2 separate regions of the Homo sapiens genome follow, and region 1 is linked to region 2. Evidence: chromatin contacts called from ENCODE Hi-C or POLR2A ChIA-PET data. All regions are on one chromosome and are shown on one strand. Each heading gives the region's core, a stretch centred on a gene start or an enhancer-like site at or near the end of the contact. The rest is flanking DNA. Distances are from core to core; before and after follow the strand shown.

The links. A loop is a pair of places that touch in the nucleus more often than their neighbours do. ChIA-PET counts read pairs that join two places held with the same protein, here RNA polymerase II (POLR2A). Pooled maps may share reads with other maps.
Region 1: a pooled map shows a loop between it and region 2 (2.4-fold over the local background). The contact joins two enhancer-like sites. A Hi-C loop is called at or near these places in 2 of 37 single-sample maps with no recorded cell type and 11 of 50 pooled maps. POLR2A ChIA-PET finds 5 or more read pairs at or near these places in 4 of 52 experiments (CD4-positive, alpha-beta T cell, CD4-positive, alpha-beta memory T cell, GM12878 and 1 more).

Annotation. Positions count from the first base shown.
Region 1 is chr3:31,246,613-31,249,312 of GRCh38, forward strand. No RefSeq gene overlaps it. Among named protein-coding and RNA genes, the nearest start is that of MIR466, 86 kb to the left of the region's middle. Within about 2 kb of position 1,424, at least 2 of the 41 ENCODE cell types and tissues checked have a DNase peak (open chromatin) inside an H3K27ac peak, as active enhancers do.
Region 2 is chr3:31,460,914-31,463,613 of GRCh38, forward strand. No RefSeq gene overlaps it. Among named protein-coding and RNA genes, the nearest start is that of STT3B, 71 kb to the right of the region's middle. Within about 2 kb of position 1,423, at least 4 of the 41 ENCODE cell types and tissues checked have a DNase peak (open chromatin) inside an H3K27ac peak, as active enhancers do.

The DNA.
Region 1 (2,700 bases), core at 174-2,673, 210 kb before region 2:
AGAGAACAGAGATTAAGACAAGCATGTGAAGCTTTTGTAGCAATTTGACAAGCTATTTTGTGTCTGTTGAAACTAATAATTAATAATTGGTGCTTGCATTTTGTACCTTTTTATTACATTTTTCTAGTAACTCATTTTTTATTATAGTTTCTAAAAATATCAGTCTGTAATATATGAGAAAAGGCAGAAAACAGCTGGTCCTTCACCACGGATGGTTTGAGAAGCCCAGAGCATATCTAAGTGAATTCCATGGAATCTGTCACTTCTCTGCCCACAAACATTCAGTGGCTCCCTCCTGTTCCTAACAATGATTCTTCTTTTCCTGCCTCCACACTATTCCTATGGGCAACATTGCCTATCAGTCATGCCTCTTATTATACAGGGATTCTCAAAGGGAGAGGGCAGAGACGAAAATCTCAAACCTGGAAGGAAAGCAGTAGGAATGTGCACTTTGAAACATAAAACCCTAAAGATTTGGATACATCTGCAGTGTGTGTGTCCCCTTCCCTTCCTCCTCCGCTACCCTCAGGCCACACCTCCAGGCCCTCCCCAACAGCACCCCCAGAACTCAGGAGCTCAGAGATTGCACCCTGGACACACCCCGCAGTCCCCTGCCTGCCCCTTTTCTCTTCTTCCAAGACTGTCACCTCTCCCCTCCACCACACTCTGCTCCTTCTTGAAGCCCCAACTCAAAAGTCATGCTTTCCTGTTCCCTCCTTCCCAACCCCTCCCAGGCAAATTTTCTTGCTCCTTTGAGGCAAAAGCTCCATACACATACCTAACTTTGACACTGAGGCTTCAATTTTAGGGGTTTTCCTAAGGACAAAATTAGGGTTTATGTACAAATTTATCTATAAAATTATTAAATTCAGAGTAGTACAGGATTGGTTAAATAACTAACTTCTGTCCATACAATAGAATAATACACAGCTACTAAAAATTTTGAAGAAGAATGCATGTAACATGGAAATATGTTTGCAATGATCTGTTAAGTAAACAAGTAGATTATAAAATAAAATGTGTAGGTACATATATGGGAAATGTTTAAATGTTATTTAAATATAGTGATAAATATAAGCATAATATAGATCTAGTTACAGATAAAGACACACACACAGACAAAGGGACAGGCACAAATGTAGGCCAAGATACAAAGATGCATACAGATGCAGATACAGACCAAATGTGAAGAAGTGTTATTTCTGTGTTATGGGATTATAAGTAGTTCCGGTTTTTCTCTTTTTTCCTATCTGTATGTTCTACCAGAAATGTTGATTATTTTTTGCAATAAGAAAAAAAAAGTTAAAGAATTAATTGTTGCCCATGCAGGTTGCCATGGAGCTCTGCACAGTCTTGGAGGAAAGCACTTCCCCTTGTACCTTTGGTTGTTTACTTTGCCAGCTCCCACTGGATGTGGTCCCAGGAGGTAGAATCACCTGGCAAACACAGCATCCCAACACTGAACAGTCTCCAATGACACATTTGCAGAACTAAACTGAATGTGTTGAATTGCCCGAAGACAAACACTGAACAGTCAGGCATCCATGCCATTTCCCAGGAAACCAAAAATTGAATTGATCAAAATGACCAGGGCAGCTGGACTCATGAAACATGAGTCTTTAGTACTCACCTGTCTGGATGAAGTGTGAGTTGAACTTGGTCAAGGGAAACGTGAAAAAACCCTATTGGAAGTGCCCGTTAACCTTAATGGACACTGCATTAAGCAGCCCTCCCCAGCTGTGTTTGTGGAAGAAGCCTGGGCTGTGATGACTCATCCAGTGGGTATTGATTCTTTTCAGGTAGTTCAGAGGGAAAGTTTTTCGTGAAACTGCCTGGGAAATGGGGCAAGTCCCCAGAATGAGCATATTAGCAGATATGATTTTTCACTTAGTTTCTGTGTGTTTGTGTCTCTGTATAATAATAATGCTCTCTGAAACGTATAGACTGGCTTTCCCCTGAAGAGGATACAGTTCTTTCACACATATTGAGCCCAATTTTCCCATTTCTCAAGTTTCTCTCAAAGAGTGTGAGTACTTCAAGACACATTAGCTCTGCAAAGCGTCTGGACTTTTATTTACTGACAGACGGCTACTGCTGAAGGAATCAAGGCAGCTTAACGCCATCTGACTGTGTTGGCTTCCAGACACTCACAGCCTCCCAGGGCCTCTCATTCATCCTTATACATCATGTGTGAAAGAGCTAGCGGCAGGTAGAGCATCACACAATTATAGAGACAGAGGCACTGTGCATTGCCTAGCACTGTAAACCTATTCTAGTGAGTTGAATGGTGGCCTCCAAAAGGTATGTCCGTCCAGAGCCTCAGAACGTGTCCCTTATTTGGAACAAAGGTCTTCACATATGTGATTTGGGTAAGCATCTGAAGATGAGATCATCCTTGACTAGGGTGGACTCTAAATCCAATGGCCTGTCCTTATAGGATAAGAGAGGGAGAAATTAACACAGAAACACACTGAGAAGAAGGCCATGTGAAGACAGAAGCAGAGATTGGAGTGATGCTGCTATAAGCCAAGGACCTCCAGGAATCACCGGAAGCTGGAAGAGGCCAGGAAAGATTCCTAGAGCCCTTGGAAAGAGCACAACCCCATCTGACAATTTGACTCTGGCCTCTAAAACTGTAAGCAAACAACCTTCTGTTGTCTTCCGCCACCAAGTTCGTGGTTAATTTGTTGCAGCAAACCC
Region 2 (2,700 bases), core at 173-2,672:
AACCCCGCTCCCTAATACCATCACATTGGAGATCAGATTTCAACACAAACATTCTGTCTATAGCAGACATCCATGTTCTAATCTTTGGAACTTGTGAATATGTTACCTTACATTATCAAAAAGACTGTAGATGTGACTAAGTTAAGAGTCTTGAGAAGGAGAATTTTGCCTGGATTATCCAGGTTGGCCCAGTGTAGTCACAGGGATCCTTTCAAAAGGGAGGCAGGAGGATCAGAGTCAGAGAGAGAAGATGTAAGGATGGAAGCAGAGATCAGAGAAGAGAGAAAAGCTATGCCACTGGCTTTCAGTCTAGAAGAAGGACCCTTTAACTGAGGAATACAGAGTGCTGCTAGATATTAGGAAAAGCAAAGAAAGGAATTCTCCCTTATGGCCTCCATAAGGAACACAAGCCTGCTGACATCTTGTCTGTAGATCATTGGTACCCACCCAGAACAGTAAGATAATAAATTTACATTGTTTTTAAGCCAAATTCATAATAGTTTGTTATAGCAGCAATTGAAAATTAATAGTGTGGGGTTTTAAATTATCTTTCTCATGACATAGCTTAAAATTCTCTGAGCAAACAGGAACCTTTGGGAGACCCAAGGGAGAATAATTTGCAAGGAGTCTGAGACACATTGACACTGATTTTTCTTATTTCTTGAAAGCAGATGGGATTAACCAACTATGACTTTGATTCTTAACAAATGCCAAAGTCTCTGGGCCCATTCCAGGAGATGAGCTGTATTTTGCAATCAAGCAGGAGAATCTACAAGTCTCCTGTAAAACTCACTTGTGTTAAAAAGCATGCTTGCTTGCTTCTGGGATATGTATAGATTTCTGTTTAGAGGAAAGCGTATCCATCTGCATTCGAAAGAAGATAGAAAGAAGCATGGCTCCTTAGTTTCTGCCCTACATGAGACAATGAAAGGGCTAAATAACCCATAAGAATTCCTGGGTATTCATAAAGGGATACTTTTTAGACTGTAGGCAATGCCTTTTGCTGTCTCATTCACTGTTCTGTCTCTTGCCCTTTCCTTCTCTCCTGCTCATCTACCCCAATAAGGTTTTCCTGCACCAATTCTGAAGCTTTGGGAGACTTTAGATGATTTTTACCATCAGGAAAAGGATGGAAACTTTGAGGTGAAGTGCCACATTGCGTCTGTCGTCTTTCAGCCCTACACTTCCCCTTTTATGCCGTTTTCTCACCAGCAGGGCAGAAAGCCTGCAAGCTACATTTGTCAGACCTACTTTCCACCTAGCTTCCTGTCAGATGCTACCAATGGGAGGCTCTGGCAGGAGTTTGGAAGGTGAAAGTAAGGAAGAAATATTTTTTCCTGTAGACACAGTTGTGCTTCTTACAGACGATGCAGTAACAAATGAGGCAAGAGTCTCAGCAGCAACAGCAGTGGTAGCCATGGACAAATGTGGCTTCTGGATTTCTGCCAACTTTGTTCTAACAACACCACATTGTGTACTCTGAGCAACACCTTTTTCTCTTTGCTCTTTTGAACCTAGAGGTGTTATCTGTTTCCTGCAGCTACTGATCTTTGAAAAATCTTACCTTCCCCTTTTTCTCCTCTGGCTCTTCTAACACCTTTACAACCAACTGCCTATTTAAAAACCTAGAGTAGCTTCTGTTTCCTGATCAGATGCAGACTGCTAAGATTGCATCTTTCGCCTACTTTAACAAGGGACAAAAGGCAAGTGAAACCCTTTTCCCATCTTTACTACCTGGGTTTTGGGAACTGCCATTTCATTAGGATCAACGGAATCAGAGCAGGGCCTTCCCAGAAAGGGGAGGTGGCTTGAGTTTGGCAGACCCGTGGCAAACTGGATTGGAAGCCAATGTTCTTCCTTAGATACTCATGGTCTAGGTTAGTTTCTCTGGACATACTCCCTGAGATGAGGATTCAGGAGTTAGTGACTTATTACCAGTGTGCTATTAAGAGAGGCCTTTAAAAGAATGAGGTAAGCCAGGCAGGATGAAGCCAAGCAGGGGAGAGATGCAGGTAAGGTCTCACAGAGGGTAGCTCCAGGCTGATCCCCAGGGGAGCTTTGGAGTATAAGCTATGCCTTAGAGCTTTCCTGATCACATGGTCAGTCATTGTCTACAAGCTGCCTTAAGGACACATAAACTTCCAGGCAATTTTGACTGGTTCCAGTAGTCTGAGAACAGGCCTCTGAAAAAGAGTCCCAGGTACAGGTCTTTGGAAACAGAAATACACTGAAGCTGGGAAGAACTGCACAGAAAAGGTAAAAGGAACCCAAGGGCTTCTGGCCAGGGCACTGACAAGGTCTTCTATATCCCTGTTTCTCACCACAGTGAAGTCACATTAATTCAAAGCTCACTCTCTCTTACTTCATTCATTCAAGATGAACCACTACTCTCAGGCACAGTGCCCTGGGGGTAGAGTGGTGAGCCCAATGTATGGTTACCAGCCTCTCATATCTGGCAACAAGGCAGAGAATGCAGACCACTGAATAGAGTATTATACTATTATGGGAAAAGCTCTGCAGTGGGGGGTGCAGGGCAGTCCACAATGCCTCAGGAACATCTAGCTGAAGCATCTTAATCAGCTGGAGTTTGTCCTGGCAGTTTCTACAGGCAGAAGGAAACTTCCAAGAAGACGAATATTATAAACTGTTTTAGTAGGGAGGATCTCACAACTCTAGACCTGCCCAAGTACTAGGGCTGAG